2 separate regions of the Homo sapiens genome follow, and region 1 is linked to region 2. A link is an interaction called in ENCODE POLR2A ChIA-PET data of the cell type or tissue named here. Cell type or tissue: Panc1. All regions are shown on one strand. Links, peaks and the distances in the headings refer to the core of each region. The heading gives the core; the rest is flanking DNA.

Region 1 (5,092 bases), core at 1,963-4,462, 310 kb before region 2:
GTCAGGCCAGGACACCACTGCTGAGGGCACCCATCATGACATCTAGGAGATAAATCTGTTTTGGGGCCACCTCCTCTGCATAATGACCTAAAGCTGTTCTGTTTTGTGTGGCACCCCCTGCATCCAGCCTGTGATGGGCAGGTGGTGTCACCAAGCACCCCCCATCCTTGTCCCTCGCACCTCAAGGTCCCGGGCAAGCTCAAAGAGCAGTGCAATGGTTTCACCGGCAGCGATCCGCAGGTTCACACTTTCACTGGACAAGAGCTGGGGCAGCCGGGGCAGCTGCCTAGGGAAGGGGCAGGCTGAGCTATATGTGTGGCTTGGGGGCCTCTTTGAGATCCCCTCCCCCTCCCAGTGGACAGCCACCCCTACCTGTCAAGGATGTGGCTGATTTGGGTGCTAGGGCAGATGGTGAGCAGCAATGCCCAGGCCTGCAGGGCAGCAGAGAGCAGGCCGTGCAGGCTGGCAGGAACCACAGGACTTGTGGAGCTGCCCCCCAAGCCATAGAACCGGCTGAAAACACTTTCTAAGCAGGCAAGGCAAGAGACCAGGTCCTAGGAGCACAGAGAGGCAGGGGAGCTCAGAGGCAGAGTTACAGCCCTAGATGCTCTACCACCTGTGCCCAAAGACCCCTCACCTGGATGTCAGCGGCAGCCACGTAGCAGCCCAGGCCAAGGGCAGAAGCACACTGTTGGGAGAAGGGCAATGCAATGCCACGGTCAGCGGGTGAACCTGGGTTCCCAGCCCTGGAGCTCACTCCCCTCAGAGTAAAGGAGGCTGAAGATAGGGGGAACCCACCACTCTGCTGAGGGATAAGGTGCAGGAAGGGTTTCATGGGGCACAGGCACACTCACGTGGAGCCGGGCAGCAGGGCTAGCTGTGCTGTCACTGAGCACAGAGACCAGCAGAGGCTGCAGGCTGTGAAACAGCTCCTCACCCTTAGGTCCAGGGCCCAGCTGCACGCAGAGCAGGCCTAGCACAGCAGCAGCCAGGGCTTGTTCCTCGCCCTTCCCTGTGGGATGCTTTCCAGTCAGCCCATGCAGCAAGGGCCAGTGTCTGCCCAGTTTAAGTCTCCCACACACCCCCAGGTCCAACCTTTCTTGAGGCACTTTTCCAGGGCATCGGCTAGCGTGAGGCGGCGCTCCAGCAAGAAGTCGGGGAGTAGGCGGGACGCTAGGGCCAGGCGCAGGCTCTCAAGAGCACCCTGCCGGGTCTTGGCACTGGGGGAGGTCGAGAAGGGGGGTCATATGGGCCAGCCCTCCCTTGATCACACTTGGAGCTGGGTGTAGGAGTTGGCTGGCAGCCAGGGGTACCTCTTGTCTGTGAGACAGTCCACATACTCCTTCAGCTTTTCCTCAAGGTCTTCCTGCTGGCCCTGCTCATCCACGACATCCCCCCCTGCAAGGCCACCTGGTCAGCACCGCTTCTTGTCCTCAGCCCATGGAGCCCTCACCAAGCCCCTGTCAAACTTCCACCCGCTCTCACCAAGGCTGTCCTCTGCAGTGGTGCTGAGAAGGCTGGGGCATTCACTGGCGGTGCTGCGGGCCTCACTGGCTGCCTCATCGTCACTGGAACCCGAGTCAGCTTGGGCACTGCTCCGGGCACCTGGAGAAGGTGGAATAGGACACTCAACTTGCCTCTACTGATGAGGGATGGCTGGGGGTACCTCACTCGACCTCATAATCCCAAAAGATAGAATGGTGTCCCTCTCAGAGATGAAAAACCAAAGCCAAGGGTCAGTTCAGTAGGGCTGGTGCACTCCTGTGTGTGGGGTCTGTCCAGGGCCAAGGGCTGACATTGGCAAGGTTGGCTGCTGTGGCAGAGTTTTGGACAGGGTGTGATCACCAGGCTGGCCCTACTTCTAAGAACTACTCACACCCCTCATCTGCAGGACAAAGTCCAGCCTGCGCACTGGCCTCTGCTCCCCGCCACCTTTTTTTTTTTTTTTTTTTTTTGAGACAGAGTTTTGCTCTTGTTGCCCAGGCTGGAGTGCAATGACGCCATCTCGGCTCACTGCGACCTCTGCCTCCCGGGTTCCAGTGATTCTCCTGCCTCAGCCTCCCGAGTAGCTGGGATTACAGGCATACGACACCACACCCAGCTAATTTTGTATTTTTAGTAGATAGGGTTTCTCCATGTTGGTCAGGCTGGTCTCGAACTCCTGGCCTCAGGTGATCTGCCTGCCTTGGCCTCCCAAAGTGCTGGGATTACAGGTGTGAGCCACCACGCCCAGCCTGCTCCCATTTTATCTTACTATTCTACCTGCCGGAGCAGCCCAGCCTTCCCTCATTCACTCCACTGCGCTGGGGTCCCTCCAGCTGCCAGGTCTTTGTACAACTTGCTCTCTTCTCCATCCTCTCAGGACTCACCCAGAAGCACTTCCCCCCAGGCCTCCCTGAGTCCTAAGTCTGGGGCTGACACCACTCAGTGAACATGTTCCACACCCTATTAGATGTCCCCCACCCAAAACCCACCATGGTGGTGACCAGTTTAAAGTTGTGCCTAGGTATTTTCCTCCTTCCTGTGCCCGGCCCTCCTCCCTTCCCCCTCAAGAATAAAAATAAATAAATTTGTGCGTGGTAGGCACCCCATCCCAGCAGAGTAAACATATGTGTTTAACGCATTAAGATAGGCTCCTGGTCTAAGCTGATAAGCGAGTCCCAAGACTGCCTCAGGCTCCAGGATACTCAGCTACCTTGTGGAGTCAGGCCTGCCAAGCTGCCAAGGCCCTAACCAGGTAGCTTCCCAACAGAGCCCCCTCCCTCTCTTCACCGGAGCAGGCCAGGACTCCCGCCAACTTCCTTGACCAGTCCAGGAAAGGATCAGGGTTTGGCAAGAGGACTGGCTTCCTGCCCTGTCCGGTGAGTTTGTCCACCCAGCAGGCAACTGAGGCCCGGAGGGGCTGGCCGGGTCACCGCTGGGAGCGCGGACTCCCAACAGGCAGTGGGCAGCGAGCTCAAGTTGGGCACGCACGTGGCCAATGACTGCTGGGGCACGTGCCAGCCTCGGTAGAGTTATGGGAAGCTGCGTGGGGCTGGCCGAGGGGGTTCCCCACCCAGGGCCCTCGAGAACAACCAAGGGGATCCAGCAGGACCCCCGCCCGCCGCTCATACAGCTGTCCCGCGCCCCCCACCCCACTCACCTCCTCCACGGCGCTGACCACCCTTCCGGAGCGTGTTGCCCTTACGGGCGCGAGGCATGCCGGGAACCGGGCGCGGGGGGCGCGGGGTCAGGGACCCGGTGGGTGTGGGCTCCAGGCCAACGAGACGCCGGCCGGTGCGCTGCGCTGAGACTTGGCCAGACGACGGGAGCCACACGCCACGCGCGCCACCATCTTCGCGAGGCGCCCCGCCCTGCCAAACAGGTCGCCGGGAAGGCGAGTTCCAGGCCATCCGATTCAGGCCCACATCCACGAGGCTAAAACTACTAATCCCAGAGGCCTGAGCGCGCAGGCGACGGCGGCTAGCTGCGCGTAGAGCACCATGGGAATGGTAGTCCACGCCTGGGGCCCACCAGCCGACGACGCGCTGGCTGAACTATGCACCCACAATGCCCTGCGCGCGCCCCAGCCCCGCGTCGGGAACAAGTGCACGGTGGTTAACTCCGAAGCGTCCCTCAGTGGAGCACCAAGGCAGGACTGGCTTCTCAGGGCACTTGGCAGCGGGACACTCCAGACGAGACCTACCCCTGCCTGGGTCTGGGGACCATGGGAAGGGCTTAGAGCTTGGGATAACAGGAGCAACAGCCAAACCTCAGGCAGTGGAAAAAAGTGACTTTATGATGAAAGAGTGCAGACAACAGCTTAGCACTTTACCGACCTTCGCCAAGATTTTTTGGGGCCCATCTGCCCGTGCACGGCCCATCTGTGACCTCTCCATGGGCTTAGTGAGGTGTAGGCACAAAGCCCTAGGCTGGCAGCCCTAACTAGCTGGAACCTGACTCTCCCTGGAACTGCTTCCTTGCCATGGAGGACTCACATGATCTCAGAGGGCCTCTGGTTTTATAAGCGTTTTTTCTGGCCCCTTCTACCCCTCAGGGATTCCAAGGGAAGCGGGGTGTGTGCTTGGGAGGGTTGACTGTAAACTGAATAGAGCAAGAGTGGGACAGAGTAGTTCCAGGACTGGAAAAGTGGCAGCAGGGAAAAGAAGAGGCAGTGGCAGGGGCCCTGGCTTTATACTGCTTCTTTAGGCCCAGGCCTGGGCTCCTGGCAGGTGGGGCCAGCCCAGCCCCAGTAACAGTGGCAGCTGAAGGACTTCCAATCTCCAAGGCTGCCGTCTGGCCACAGGTGTAGAAAGGCTTCCATCTGTCCTGGATCTCGCCGGGCACAGCGCCCGTGGCCATGGCACCGCTGGTGACTGCAGGCCATCGCTGCCCTGGTCACATTGATCACATAGGGGCCCAAGGTGTCCACCAGGTAGTCATGGAGATGCCAGCACTCCTCCTGAGGAGAAGGGAAGATATGTGTCAATATGCCTGCTCTATAATCTTGACATGGCCGTCCCCCACCCTGGGACCCCAGCATGTGCTACATGGCAGGCTCAAAGGGGCAATGATCACCTCAGAGCTGGAGAGGCTCAGGTCCCCCCAGAGCACCACGCCGGCTGCCCCTAGTGCTGCACTCACACCAATGGACTGCACAAGGTCATCCTGGAGGCAGAGAGCTGCTAAGCCAGTGCTGGGCTGGCCAGATCCATGTGGGCACACATCCACATTCAAGAAACTCTTCTGGTTCACTGTCACAATCTGATTCTAACTCTACAGTAGGGACTCTCTAGTTTGGTTTGGTTTTAGAGGCGGGGTTTTACTCTGTCATCCAGGCTGGAGTGCAGTGGCATGATCATAGCTCACTGCAGCCTTGAACTCCTGGGATCAAGTAATCCTCCCACCTCAGCCTCCCAAGCAGCTGGGACTACAGGTGCATAACACCTGGCTAATAATTTTTTAGGCTGGGCACAGTGGCTCACACCTGTAATCCCACACTTTGGGAGGCAAAAGCGGGAGAATCACTTGAGCCCAGGAGTTCAATACCAGCCTGGGCAACATGACAAAACCCCATCTCTACAAAAATATAAAAATTAGCTGGGTGTGGTGG
Region 2 (13,665 bases), core at 11,166-13,665:
GGTGGAGGATACAGGCAGGCAAATAGATCCTTATCCTTAGGCCATGGGGCATGCATTCAGTCACCATCTGCTGGCACTGTGCCAGGCACAAGGAATGGGCACTATTCAGGCAGGCCCCCATCACAGTCTGGTGGGGTCCAAGCAGTTCACATCCCCTCTCACTCAAGTTCCCACAGAGTAGTTGCAATGGTGAGCTGAGGTTTTCTCTGCTGCAGAGGCCAGGTGGGTAAGTAACCAAAAGTGCCTGAGAGCTAATCCCCTGGAGCAGCCTGAAACCAAGGAAGACAGAGAGTTGGTAGACACATGCCCAGCTCCCTCACCCCTTGGGTGGGACAACCGTGGCTTGTGTTTTCTGCCAGCTCCCAACTGAAGACTGAGCCTCAGTTGCCTACAGAAGGAACCCACTCATAAACCCACCTACCTCCTTTGGCTTCCTTTCCTTCCCTGTCTCACCCCCTCTCCCATTTTATATCAATAAGTGTGAAGGCTGAGATTTTATCCGACTTTCTTTTTTTTTTTTTGAGACAGAGTCTCATTCTGTTGCCAGGCTGGAGTGCAGTGGCGTGATCTTGGCTTACTGCAACCTCTGCCTCCCAGGTTCAAACGATTCTCCTGCCTCAGGCTCCCGAGTACTGGGACTACAGGTGCGCACCACCACACCCAGCTATTTTGTATTTTTAGTAGAAACAGGGTTTCACCATGTTGGCCAGGATGGTCTCAATCTCTTGACCTCATGGTCTGCCCACCTCGGCCTCCCAAAGTGCTGGGATTACAGGAGTGAGCCACCGCGCCCGGCTTATCCGACTTTGAAGCAAACAAGTTAGTCTATCATAGTCTATCATATTCTCAAGGATCATGGCAGAAGGCACAGAACTCTGGGTTCAGAAACAGACAACAGATTATTGTTTACAGTAACGGCAGTAGACAGAGTAAAAGCATTTTCTTGCACCACTTCCCTGAACCGCAGTTCCTACAGAGTGATGTGATGATGGCCCGGTGATGCCTGCATATGCATTGGGTTGCACTACGGTGGAGAAACTGCATGCTGAATTTAGGGGACCCACGTCTTTTATAATAAGCTGCAAGCAAACCTGCCCAGGTGGGAGATGTTATCTTTAGTATACGGGACAATAAAATCTGCCTTTTGCTCTGGAGGGAGATACTACCTCTATCTTCTAAGGTTACTCACTATAATAATCACCCTTGTAAAGATTATTTAGAACAAGGGCAACCAGTGCCTCTACTGGCAAGTGTGCAGAAATAGGAGAGAACCATGGGGAATTGTCTCTCAATACCTTACTGGTGCTTCTTGGCATTACTTCCCAAATAATCTATTTGCATTTGGATGCTTGTCTCAGAGTGGTTTCTGCAGGAAAAAACCCAAGATAGAGAGACAACACTATATAGGCATCGATGTATTTCTGGGGTGACTCTCTTTCCTCCAGACCTCTCCTGCAAACAACGCAGGGGAGCCACGCAAAGGAAGAGGTTTCCACACCTGGGATTGATACTGCTGGGACTCCAGGGCAGGTGCTCTAAAGGACTCTTAGAATTTCATTTTTAATGTTTAATATTTGGTCCATCTAGAATTTATGGTGGAAGGTGTGAGGTAGACGTTGCACTTTTTTTTCCTTCCAAATTGCTCCAATATCACTTACTGGAAATTGTGCTTTGTCTGTTACCACTCTCTTCTAATCTGCCTGTGGCCTGTTCCTTAGAGTGTATCACAAACATACAAGTGATCAATTTCCAATAAATTGATTAAAGAATTCATGTGCATTCCCATTTTGTCAAACCACTGATTTGACACTCAGTGCTGATGCAGTGTGAGACAAACCCAAACACCCACTGTCATGATAGCACCGTTCAGGTTCTAGGGCAATGCATGGAGGTTGTGCTTTTGCTAACTGCAGAGCAAACACTACTTCAGCCTTCACAGAGAATTTAACTGTGAATAGTGAAGATTTCTTTTCTTCTCTCTGTTTCTTTTTGAGAAGAGTTTTGCTCTGTCACCCAGGCTGGAGTGTAGTGGCACAATCATGGCTCACTGCAGCCTCGAAATCCTGGGCTTAAGTGATCCTTTGGCCTCAGCCTCCCAAGTAGCTGAACTACAGACATGCACTGCCATGTGTGGCTAATTTTTAAAATATTTTTTGTAGAGAAAGGGTCTCACTATGTTGCCCAGATTGGTCTCAAACTCATGGACTCAAGCGATCCTCCCACTTTGGCCTCCCAAAGTGCTGGGATTACAAGTGTGAGCCACCACACTCTGCTAAGATTTCTTTTCATAAAAACATTTAGCAATATTTAATAACAATTTCAAAAAGTTAAGTAAAATTTTAGTTTTAAATCTTAATTTAAATTTTAATACAAGTATAACTTATAGTTTGTTTTGCCTCAATTTTACTAAGTGATTTTGATTATTTTAAAAATAACTTTTTAGGCTGGGTGTGGTGGCTAACGCCTGTAATCTCAGCACTTTGGGAGGCTGAAATGGGTGGATCGCTTGAGCTCAGGAGTTCAAGACCAGCCTGAGCAATGTGGTGAAACCCTATCTCTATAAAAAATACAAAAATTAGCCAGGTGTGCTGGTGGGTGCCTGTCGTCCCAGCTACTTGGGGAGGCCGAGGTGGGAGGATCCCTTGAGCCCAGGAGTTTGAGGTGTCACTGAGCTATGATCACACCACTGCGCTCTAGCCTGGGTGACACAGCAAGACCCCCCCGCCAAAAAAAATAATTAAAATTAAGGCCAGGCACAGTGGCTTACATCTGAAGTCCCAGCGCATTGAGAAGCTGAGGCAGGAGAATCCCTTGAGCCCAGGAGTTTGAGAGTAGCCTGGGAAACATGGCAAAACTCCATCTGTACAAAAAATACAAAAAAATTAGTGGAGTGTGGTGGCACACATCTGTAGTACCAGCTACTTGGGAGGCTAAGGTGGGAGGATCACTTAAGCCCAGGAGGTCAAGGCTACAGAGAGCCAAGATTACACCACTGCACTTCAGCCTGGGCAAAAGAGTGAGACCCTGTCTCAAAAAATAATAATAATAATTAAATTAATTTTAAAATAACAATAACTTTTTGGACTATATCATCTTTTGAAATTTTGACATATCTCATTTAATTTAACATATTTTTGTGTTCTTTGAATGTAATATTTTATTTCATTATTTAATTAATTAATTTATTTTTTTGAGATGGAGTTTCACTCTTGTCACCCAGGCTGGAGTGCAATGGTGTGGATCTCGGCTCACTGCAACCTCTGCCTCCTGGGTTCAAGAAATTCTCCTGCCTCAGCCTCCCAAGTAGCTGGGATTACAGGTGTGTGCCACCATGCCTGGCTAATTTTTGTATTTTTAGTAGAGATGAGGTTTCACCATGTTGGCCAGGCTGGTCTTGAACTCCTGACCTCAGGTGATCCACCTGCCTTGGCCTCCCAAAGTGCTGGGATTACAGGTGTGAGCCACCACACCTGGCCAATATTTTATTTTAGTCTTTTTAAAAATTATTATTTTTTTTATAGACAGGGTCTTGCTCTGTTGCCCAGTCTGGAGTACAGTAGTATAGTCATAGCTTACTGTAAACTTGAACTCCTGCCTCAAGCAATCCTGTCACTTTGGTTTCTCAAAGCTCTGGGATTACATGTGTGAGCCACCATGCCCAGCCTTATTTTAATCTTTTTAATCATTACTATGAAAAGAACAGTAATAGTGTAGAAGTCTTGACTGTAACAACATAATCAATCATTTTACTAGACTAAAGACGAGGAGAATCAATGTTACAGAATAAATACAGAATATCTTAGGCATCAGGCAAGTCTTCATTCTCTCACTTAAACCTCAGGTCACTGAACACCTGGACATGAGTGATAATTACTAAGTTTCATCATTTTGGATATCTGCTGACTTTCAGATATATAAAAACTGTAGATTTACAGATGTTTTTACTCCTATGAAAGCTTATTTGTTCAGTAGGAGGATAGAACACATTTCATTAGCAGCTTGATTTATGGTTGTTTAATATTTAGATTCTGGTATGTGAGCCTCCACTTGTCCTTTTGCCTGGAGCACTGCAAACATCAAGGCCTATGCTCCAGTGTGCCCACAGGTACTTCTTGCTGCAATAGAGACCAGAGAAAGAGCTCTTCTGGGGCTCATGTCTCCATGGGCTCATGGTGAAGTGGGAGCTGGAGGGGTGAGTTGGGATCCAGGGGAAGACTCCGAGGAGAAACAAAAATCACCAAGTCTACACATTTCCTCCTTACAACGATTCCATAAGGCAAGTGATAACATTGTCCCCAAAGTAGAGGTGGAGGCCCGGTGCAGTGGCTCACGCCTGTAATCCCAGTGCTTTGGGAGGCCGAGGGAGGAGAATTGCTTGAGCCCAGGAGTTCAGACCAGCCTGGGCAACATGGTGAAACTAGATCTGTACAAAAAATTAGTGGGGTGTGGTGGCACACACCTGTAGTCTCAGCTACTTGGGAGACTGAGGTGGGAGGATCGCTTGAGCTCAGGAGGTAGAGGCTGCAGTGAGCCGAGATTGTGCCACTGGACTCCAGCCTGGGCAACAGGGTGAGACCCTGTCTCAAAACCAAACCAAACCAAACACCAAAAACAGAGTGGGAAACTGAGGCTCAGAGTGGGTTCATGACTTGCTCAAGTCACGATGCAGGATACCTAGCTCTAGAACCACCTGCAGCAGGGCACCGGTGTCCCCTGCAAACCCATAGCTCTTTTCACTCAGGTCACGTGGGTCCCAGGTCAACTTCATCCACAGCAGGTTCTTTCCAGCCACAGCCAGCCTGACCTGGGTGCAGGCATCAAGGCCTCTAAGTGACAGAGAATGCAGCACTCCCACCCACTGCCAGCTGCCCCAGGTAGCTTCTGAGAACTGGCCACTGCAGAGTACAAGCACAGCAATGACCTGTGTCCTTGGGCTGCCCCACTGCCCTCCTACAGGGGAGGGAGGACCTCTCTGCCATAGCCCCACCTCACAGCTGCCACCCACCCACTGGGTCCTAGCCCTTCTTAACGCCAGCATTGTCCCCATCTTCTCTGTGACATTGGGGTGGATGGGTAGCACGCTTGGCGCTGTGCTCAGTGAGGGCCAAGGAGTGACCTGAGGGTGGGAGGAGAGAGGCAAGTTCTTGCCGACACCCCGTCCAGCCTTGGCCAGGGGAGGTTCTCCATTCTGAAGGTAAAGGGGTCATGAGTGGTTAAAAGGTTGTCCTAGTGCCTCCCAGCTATGTGACCCTGACCTGCTCACTCAGCACCCTCAGCCATACTTCCAGGCCCCTGCTCTAACAATGCTGCTCCTGGGATCCTGTGATGGGAACACTCATGGCCATTCCCTTGAAATGTGGCCAGACTTCAACCCAGTCCCAGACAGTTGTCAGTGCCCACTCACTGCAGCCTCTCCTCTGCATTCTCCAGGCTATTTTCCAAAAGGCCAGATGCATGTCCTGGGTGGCTTGATGCTGAAGCTGGGGCCTGGGCCCCCTGCTGTGGGACAGGGAAGTGTGGGTGAGACAAGGCTGTCCTGAAGGAGTGACTAGAGCCAGAGGCTGCCCACCAGCAAAGGGGGCTCAGTGAGCAGGGCCTGGCACTGCTGACCCCACCTTGTTTTCCCTCCTACTCTCCCTTGGTGCTTCACACCCCCGGCTGCTCACTGGCCTAGGCAGGACACTCCTGTCTAACCTCCTGCTTTCACTGTGGACCCACACCCACACGCTGCCTCCATAGGTACACATGCCCTTTTTTTCTCTACTAACACCTGTTTCTCGTCGTCCACTCTGCCAGGCTGGACACCGGGCACTTCAGAGGTCATGCCAGATCCAGCACCGGGATGGAGGAGTCTAAGGAGGCACCTGCAGTCAGGGAGGGCTTCCTGGAGGCAGAGACCGAAGCTAAGGGCTCAGTACCCTCTCCCCCCACTTACCCCAGGTCACTGGCTGTCCTCTGAGCCTCACTCCCTGGAAGGGCCAGCAGGTTCCAGGAAGTGTCCCCTCGCCCTGCAGTGCTGGTTCCAAGAACTGCAGCTCTTGGCAGCATTTGCTTAGGATCCTTTCCTAGAACTTGAGACCTGCTCTGCCCAGACTGCTGGGGTCTCAGAGGGCAGCCAGTGGGGGTAGTGGGGGAAGGGGGTGCACTGGGAGGTGCCTCTGCAGGTAGAACATTCCATGGACCAAACATTGGGAGGTGGGCCTAGGCTGTCAGCCGGGAGTGGTTGGCCACACTAGGGTGGTCAACACCTCCAACAGGAGGTCGGTGAAATGCAGGTGCTTTGACTGCAGTCAACCATGGGGTGCGGGCCCATGAGTTCTCCCTGCACAAGAAGGAGGCTCATTCCCTTGGTCCAGAACTTCCACCAGCTTGCCACATGCCACCCTCCACCCCCCGACTCTACTCCCCCCACTAGCCTGGCACCAGGGTCCCATCCCATAGAGAATCAGCACAGGCCTTACCCTCAGAATAGGCCCTCATCAGATAACCTCCAGAGGACAGGCCAGGGTGCAGGACAGGCAGGTTCTGAGCAGGGAAGGGGGATGGGATCGTCTTGGGGCCCTTGGAAGGCCATGACACTTGTGTTATTAATCCTGTTATAATTTTACCTTTCCTGGTTAGAACTGAATAAATTACCCCACCTCACACCCCCCAGCAAAGTTGGGTCGGGTGAATGAGGGACAGGCCCTGGTAAGTGGTCAAGGACAGGGCCCTACTTCCCTCAAGGTCACCAGGCCTCCCCCTGGGGCGTGTCCTCCACCCGCCACTTCTGAGCTGGCACCAGGCCTGCCCAGCCGCCTGGGACCTGCCAGATCACGTTGAGCAACCAGTTCCTGAGAAGCGTTGAAGGCAGTGTGGTTTAAAATTAACTCCCCCGCTCCCCCTCCCGCCTGCGGCCTCCTCTGAGTTCTTGGAAGCGGCGCTCTGCTCTTCCTGGGAAGAGGCCTCCAGCCCCAGCTGCTGCAATTCTGGCGAAAACACCTCACCCAGGCTGGGGGTGGGGGGTGCCCACGCCAGGCCTTCTCTGCCCTACACAAGGCCCAGGGATCCTCTGGAAGCTAGCACCCACCCTAGTTACTCACTGAGACCCAGAAGAGAAAGGGGGTGATTGTCAAGGTGCTGGGAGGAGGTGCTCCTGCCCCCAAAGCCCACAGCTCCCAACCAGGCACCTCTGGGTAGGAGAGAAAGTGAATTGATCCCACAACAGCAAACCCAGGACCCTGGCCTACTTTGAGCCATATATGTCCTGGCGAGATGCAGCAACTTCCTAGGGCCACCCAGCTTTGCCTGCCCTTATAAGCTCAGCTTGCCCACTAGGTGCCAGGCTGATGGTGCTGATCTGGCAAGGATGCCCGGGAGCACGCCCCCGCAGGCATGCACACACCTGGGTTAACAGTGATCTCTGCCAGGATCTCTCCTTTTCTCTCACCCACACCCCTCAAACTGCCCTTGGAACACCTCTCCTCCTGGTTAAGCCTCATTTTCTCATGTCTCGTGGGCTCCGTGTCCCTGGGGCTTTGGGGGAAATGTTTCCTGAGAACCTACTCTCCCAGCAGCTCCTCCTCCCACAGCCATCCACTGGAAGGAGCTGAGAAAAACAAAGGAATGTTGGCCAAGTGGAAAGGTCAGCACAAGCATGCGTGCGCGCGTGCGCGCGCACACACACACACACACACACACACACACACACACACACACACACACACACACACACACAAGTGATGTCACTGATGTGGGGCTGGTGGGGGTGGGAGCAGTGAAGTGCTTCCTGGGAGGAGGCTGAGGGCTGAGAGGCACTTTGAAGAACAGAGCTTTGGCCCAGTCTGGACTATGAGTGCAATCCCCACCTCTGGTGGAGGAGCCCAGCTCTGGTGACAGGAAGGGCCCCATCTGGCTCATGGGTGCTGGGTGTGGGGAGAGTCCCTGGAGCAGGACTCTGCCTGAGGAGCATTTGCTGGATACCACCCTCCCCACCAGGCATGTCATCAGGGCATCATCGGTGCCAGCGCAAGCATCTCACTAGTAGGGTCTGTGTGGGTGAGACAGTCCTGGAGGGCTGCCTGGAGGAGTCATGGCAATCCTAGGTTCCCATAGCCCTCAGAGGCCCTGCCTGTTTTAATGAGGCCCGGGCCATGGAAGCAACTCTCTTTCCACTGAGCAGGAAGCTTTGACCACATCAGAAAAGCTCCCCTTCCCTGGGCCTGCTGTGTCTCCTCCTGCTCAGAGATGAGCATCGGTTTCCATTCACTCCCCATTCCCCAGCATCCAGGCCCAGCCACTCTCCAACCACTCTGAGGTCTGCATTCTGACCAAAATCAAACCTCCAGGGACCTCCTCTAGCTTGAGTCTCAGACGTGGGAACTCCAGCCTGCTGCCCCAGAGTGACTCTTGGAGTGACCCCTTGGGTGGTCCACGGGAGCCAGGGAGGGATAGGGAGGACACATCCACCATGAGAGGCTGTTGAATTTCCGGCAAAGCTCAAGTCTACTTTATCTTAAAACTGGTCTAGCAGGTTGGTGTCAAAGGCTGCCCAGGCTTGCACAGGGCCTACTTCTCCTGGAGGAAGAGGGCCTTTATGAGAGCTGGAGAAGTCTGGGATGTCCTATGCACAGACCCTGAGTCTTCCTGCCTTCGTAGTCAGGCCTCTAGGCCTTTAGGCCCCCGGCCCCTCGCCTTCCACTTCACTGTGGGCAACCGTGCAGGACGGGAGGGTCCCCATCTGAGAGTGAGGTGGGCCTAGTCATGGACCCCAGCCCCACTCAGCTGTGTGTCCAGCCTTGGCCAGGAGAGATTTGCTCAGTCAGTAGATTAAAAGTCCAGCCTAGGTGCAGGGACCTAGTGAGATGTACACACTGGCACCAATGATACCCCAGTGGTATGTCTGGAAGGGGGGTGGTATCCAGCAAACACTCCTTGGGGGCAACAAGAAATACCTAGATGGCTTAGCAGCATTTCTGTCCGAAGGTTGTTCCAGAGGGAGGCTTGTGAATCCAGGGAGGGACGCCACACAGGATCAATCTCCAAACCCATTTCCCACCTGGAGGCAGAATCCTCTAGGGCCCAGCCCCCAGACCCCCTCCTCCAGAAAGCCCTCCTGAATCTCCCCATCCTCCTGCATGCCTTCTGAACCTGTGGGTGCCTAGGCTTTAGCAAGCCAGACCCTTGGAGGCAGAATAGAGCAGTGGTTATTCCAAACAATGTCTGGAATCAGGATGTGAACTCTGGCTCTGCCTCTCACCACCCCTCTCTGAGGCCTTCCCTCTTCAGCTGTAGATGAGGACAACCTCTGCTAGTGGGGTAGGAACCCAACCCAGAGTCACAGAGTTGCTGCCCTCACCTCTTTCTGCCCCCGCTCCCACACTCTACCCTCCAGATCCTTCTTTCTGGCCTCTTGCCTCCAGGCCCTCATGAGTACAGATACCTCCCTTAGAAATGAGGGTCAGATCACAGCACTCCCCTGCTAGGCTCTGAAGAGGTGCTTTGCCATCCTCAAATAAAATCCACCTGCTTCCTTTGCCCTTCCCACCCCTCCTGGGCAGCCATTCTGGGCTCTAGGTCTCTGCCTCAGGGCCACTGCACTTGTAGTTCCTTTCACCTGGGACATCCCTTCTGCAAGTTGTCTGCATGGCCAGCTCCTGCTCATTGCCTGGGTCTCCAGGCTCAGTGCCACCCAAAGCTGCAGAGCTATCCCCAACGCCCTCCCAGCTGCAGGGTGTCCCCATTCCCAAAGTTACTCTTCCCACCCCCACTGCTTTTCTTTCTTTACACTCTCAAAGCTTGTCCTATGCACCCATTTGTTCACTAGTTCACTCTCTGTCTCTCCCGCTAGCCCACGAGCCCAATGAGTATGGGGACCGTGTCTGTCTTGTTCCCTGCTGTCTCCAGGACCTAGATGGAGTCTGGCCCAGTTGGTGCCTTTGGAGCACATGTGCTGGTGGAGGACTTAATGATAAAGTGTGACCTTCGTTACTGTTTGTATGTTGTGCAGGGTCCTTGCACCCACCAGAAGGCTCATCCCTTTGTTCCTGGCTAGTGTCAACATGTGTGCCCCTTTTACTAGGCCAGGACCACACAGTGGTGATCACGTTGGCCAGAGGATCTTCAGCATCTGTTAGGCTGAGTCTCTGATTGGGGTCTGGGCAGGCATCATTCACTGCCCTGGCAGGGAAACAAGAAAAGAAGATGGAACCTGGAACCTGTTGGGGGTCAGAAGTAGCTGGCAGCCCCTCCCCAGACAGGAGCCGGGCCCTGGCTTGAGCTGAGGCCAGGGTGAAGAGAACAGGACCTTGGTGGCCAGGCCAGTGGCCAAGAGCTCTCAGCAGGCAGGGATACCAGGAGATAGAAAACAGCATCCAAGAGCAACTTGCCTGGAAGCCACCATCCCTGTCCTCCCCATCTCATGTAGTAATCCGGGGGACAAAAGGTCAGTCAGGACCCCCCAGGGTTAGCTCTGCCCTGAGCCCCACTTGTTGAGTGGCCGTGGTCAGCCCCTTCCCTGCTCTGAGCCTCGGTTTCCTCATCTGTGTAGCGTGGGTAATATTTGGACTTCACTCCCAAAGTTGTGGTGAGTGCTACATGAGGTGCAAGCCCTCGCCCCATGCCCAGCACCTGGCAGGCACCTTGAGACATTTCTCTCTGTGTACAAAGCAGTTTTCTGTGCTTCCTCTAGCCACAGCAGCTTTCTGTCCAGGCTGCAGCACCAGGTGAGGAACAGCTTGACACTGGCCCCTCTGTATCCACTACCCATCCGCTAGGTGACTCAAATCTAGGGGTGAAGCAGACAGAGGGGTTACCTCAGGCATTCTGGAAGCAATGAAGCAGCTGAAATTCAGACTGAAGGAATGAGGAACTGTAAATACCCCTGGCTGGGTCATGGTGACCTGGAGGAAGCGTGCCATCTGGCCCTACAGACAGCCAAGCGCTCAGGCCGCCGCCAGTAACAGGGAAGGCACGTGGCTGGCCACCTGGGTCTGGGCACCACATCCAGGAAAGACAGCCCTCCCTCCATCACCCACCTCTTGCTCACTCTCACCTAACGTCAGACCTATTCTTTGCCATGACTGCCTCCATGTCCCCAGGGTCCTGTGTGAACTCCATGGTTCTTGCTGTCTATCCTCGTCCTTACCCCTCCCTGTAATCAGCCTGTCACTCCTCACCCCTCCTTGCTCTCAACCTGCCAACAAGTGTCTCTTCTACTCTAAGACTTCTAATTGCTTGAGGGCTAAGACAACAGGAAGGTTAGGATTGTTTCCAGAATAAAGGTTAGAAAGCTTTAGAGAAGCTTTCCTGTGGGGCCCTCAAGCAAAGGTGCGGAAAACTTCGGGACACAGGAAGATCTCAACAGATAGTGTTCCAAAGTCAGACTGTCCGGTAATGGAGGGTGTTTTCATTGAAATTGCTCTTCCACACACTTTTGGTGTGCTGAACCCTGAGAGAGAAGAAAGGATCCCCCAATCCCAACCAGTCTGGACTAGAACCCGGACACCTCCGCCCCAGGTCAGACTCTGCCAGCTCACTGGCCCCTACCCCGATTCAATTGCCCTGCCCCACTGCACAGAGCAAGCCCTCTTCAGTTCTGTGTGTCAGGAACACGTGCCTCCCAGTCATGCCTTGGTGCCTTTGCACTCACTGTACCTTCTTCCTGGGAGAACCAGCCCTGACTTCTCTGACTACTAGTTTCCTCATCTCAAGACACTGACCCCAGGAGTAGTCCACAGCTCTCTCTCCCTGGGTATTCTCCACTTGCGATTTGGAGTTGGCATTTCTTGTTTACACATCTCTCAGGGCTGATGCACCTCTGCCACCCTCCCCCGAGCCCTCGCCTGGCAGTGGCCAGGGCAGTCACCCTGCAGGCAGTCTAACTGGCCTTTGTCTCCTAGCTCCCATTTCCCAAGGGGACCCAGGGGAGATGAGAGGAGAGGCTGCTCCCTGTCTCCTCCACTCCTTAATGAGTCCCCAGCAGGGACTGCTCAGCCACATAGAATTTCTGGGCCTCTCCGCTAGCCCAAATATCAAATGGGGGCTAATGATAACAAGATCAAAGGGGACACACTGTGTACACAACTGAAAATCGGCCCCATTGAGGGCTCTGTACATGAAAGGTATCATTTTATTATAGAGGTAATAAAATAAAGAGGTAATAAAGGTATAATGTCATTACAGAAAAATCAGTGGAAGAGAAAAGACCACCAAACTGTTCTTTGCTATAATTATTATTTCATGAAGTCTTATCAGACGTGTATTTCTCTCCTCTCATGTGCAGGCACCTTCCTGGGCAGGAAGCAGACCTAGCAGAACTGCAGTGGCGGCCCTCAAACCAGCACCCCCTCTTCCTGACAGCACAGGCACTCCCCCCGGGGCCTGCGCCACAGTGAGACCAGCTCTATGCAGATACAGCTCTGTCCTGTGAGGGGGTGAGACACAGGCTCTGCTGGGGACTGAGGCTCCGGCTGCATTTTCTTACCTATTGTAGTTGTCCATCCTCCCCAAATATGGCTGGGGGCAGAAGAGAGTGGACACATTCACAGACGGGTGGGTCAGTACCAGGACATCCAGGATTGCCTTGGTTCCAGCAAGATGTCTCAGGATGGGCTTTCCACAGGGAAGAACCAGAGAAGCCAGGGCAGAGTTGGGGTCTCTGGACTACCAGGGCTCAGGGCATAGAGGTGGGGTTGGCTCGCCCCTGACACCAACCCCAAGGAGAATAAATAAATAAATAGTGTATAATTGTGCAGTCCCCTAGCCTGGCTTACCCCTCAACAAGGGGTCACTAGTCACTGTCGATCTCAGTTCCTCTGCATGTCATCCTCCCAGAAACAGAGGCTGGCTGCCAGTAGGGGTCCTACCCGACCCTGGGGATTGAAAAACCAGGGCTGAGAGTGCCCATACAGTTCAGGTGGCCAGGGCAGGCAAGCGAGTGGAGGTCTGGGCCCAGCCCACAGGTGAGACAAGGTCCTGCCTGTCTCCCCATCCTCTGACACATGGCTCAGTATAATGAAGCCACATGCGGCCTGGGGGCATTTACCTCCAAGTTGTGTGACACCTCCCCTCTCCCATGCCTTGCTCTTGCTGGCTCTTCCTGGGCCAGCTGCCAGAGGTATGCAGGCACCAGGATGCCTGGAGGAGGGACAGTGGGGGCCCAAGTCCAGCTGGGGCTGATGTCCCCTCCAGGGTGCGACTGGGTGAGGGTGGGCAGATTGCCCCGTACAGTCAGAGCTGGAAGGGGTACTGTCGGAGGTAGTCGGCCATGCGCCGGGGCAGTGGCAGGCAGTCCACGTCGGCCACCAGACGGTTGATGACAAGGCGGCACAGGTGTTGCAGGCTGCGGGCACTGCTTCTGCGTACAAAGGGCTGCACCAGTTTTAGGTGTACAGCAGTGGCTGGTGGAGGAGCAGGCAGTGCTGGGTCACTAGGCGCATCCTCCTTAGGCATAGGCAGGGCCGGGGTGGGAGCAGGATCGGGGCTGTCGCTTCGGGTATCAGCAGTGCAGGAGGCCACATAGTGCTGCACAAGGCTGACCACATCCGGAAAGGCCAGGATGCGTGGCCTGGACAAGCAGTTGGAGTCCAGACGGAAGCTGGAGTCGGCATACTCAATGCGTACATTGGTGGGGCCACGAGTGGTTTTCACTGACAGCGTGAACAGGTAGCTGGGGTGCGTGCTGTC

The links. ChIA-PET counts read pairs that join two places held together with the same protein. Peaks named below come from ENCODE experiments on the same cell type or tissue, not always from the same donor. Only the 100,000 strongest peaks of a DNase experiment are listed, where the experiment ranks them.
Region 1: POLR2A ChIA-PET joins it to region 2 with 16 read pairs; 2 of 35 experiments call an interaction of 5 or more read pairs at or near these places.

The regions. Positions count from the first base shown.
Region 1 is chr3:50,289,075-50,294,166 of GRCh38, forward strand. It overlaps IFRD2 (interferon related developmental regulator 2), which reads right to left and starts at 3,355. Exons shown (of 12, transcript NM_006764.5): 1 at 3,143-3,355; 2 at 1,486-1,605; 3 at 1,314-1,398; 4 at 1,096-1,220; 5 at 855-1,012; 6 at 638-688; 7 at 373-554; 8 at 181-286. The coding sequence starts at 3,200. It overlaps HYAL3 (hyaluronidase 3), which reads right to left. Exons shown (of 4, transcript NM_003549.4): 3 at 4,558-4,647; 4 at 3,758-4,441. The coding sequence ends at 4,172. RefSeq lists a silencer at 3,064-3,273 and enhancers at 3,654-3,843, 4,234-4,789. In Panc1, for the core only: no CTCF peak of the experiment used is centred there; a DNase peak (open chromatin) is centred at 3,457; H3K4me3 peaks cover 1,859 bases; H3K27ac peaks cover 1,702 bases.
Region 2 is chr3:50,594,398-50,608,062 of GRCh38, forward strand. CISH (cytokine inducible SH2 containing protein) reads right to left here. Exons shown (of 3, transcript NM_145071.4): 3 at 12,092-13,665. The coding sequence ends at 13,210. HEMK1 (HemK methyltransferase 1, mitochondrial release factors N(5)-glutamine) reads left to right here. Exons shown (of 11, transcript NM_016173.5): 11 at 1-1,769. Among named protein-coding and RNA genes, the nearest start is that of CISH, 11 kb to the right of the region's middle. RefSeq lists an enhancer at 4,650-8,330 and a silencer at 10,853-10,902. In Panc1, for the core only: no CTCF peak of the experiment used is centred there; no DNase peak of the experiment used is centred there.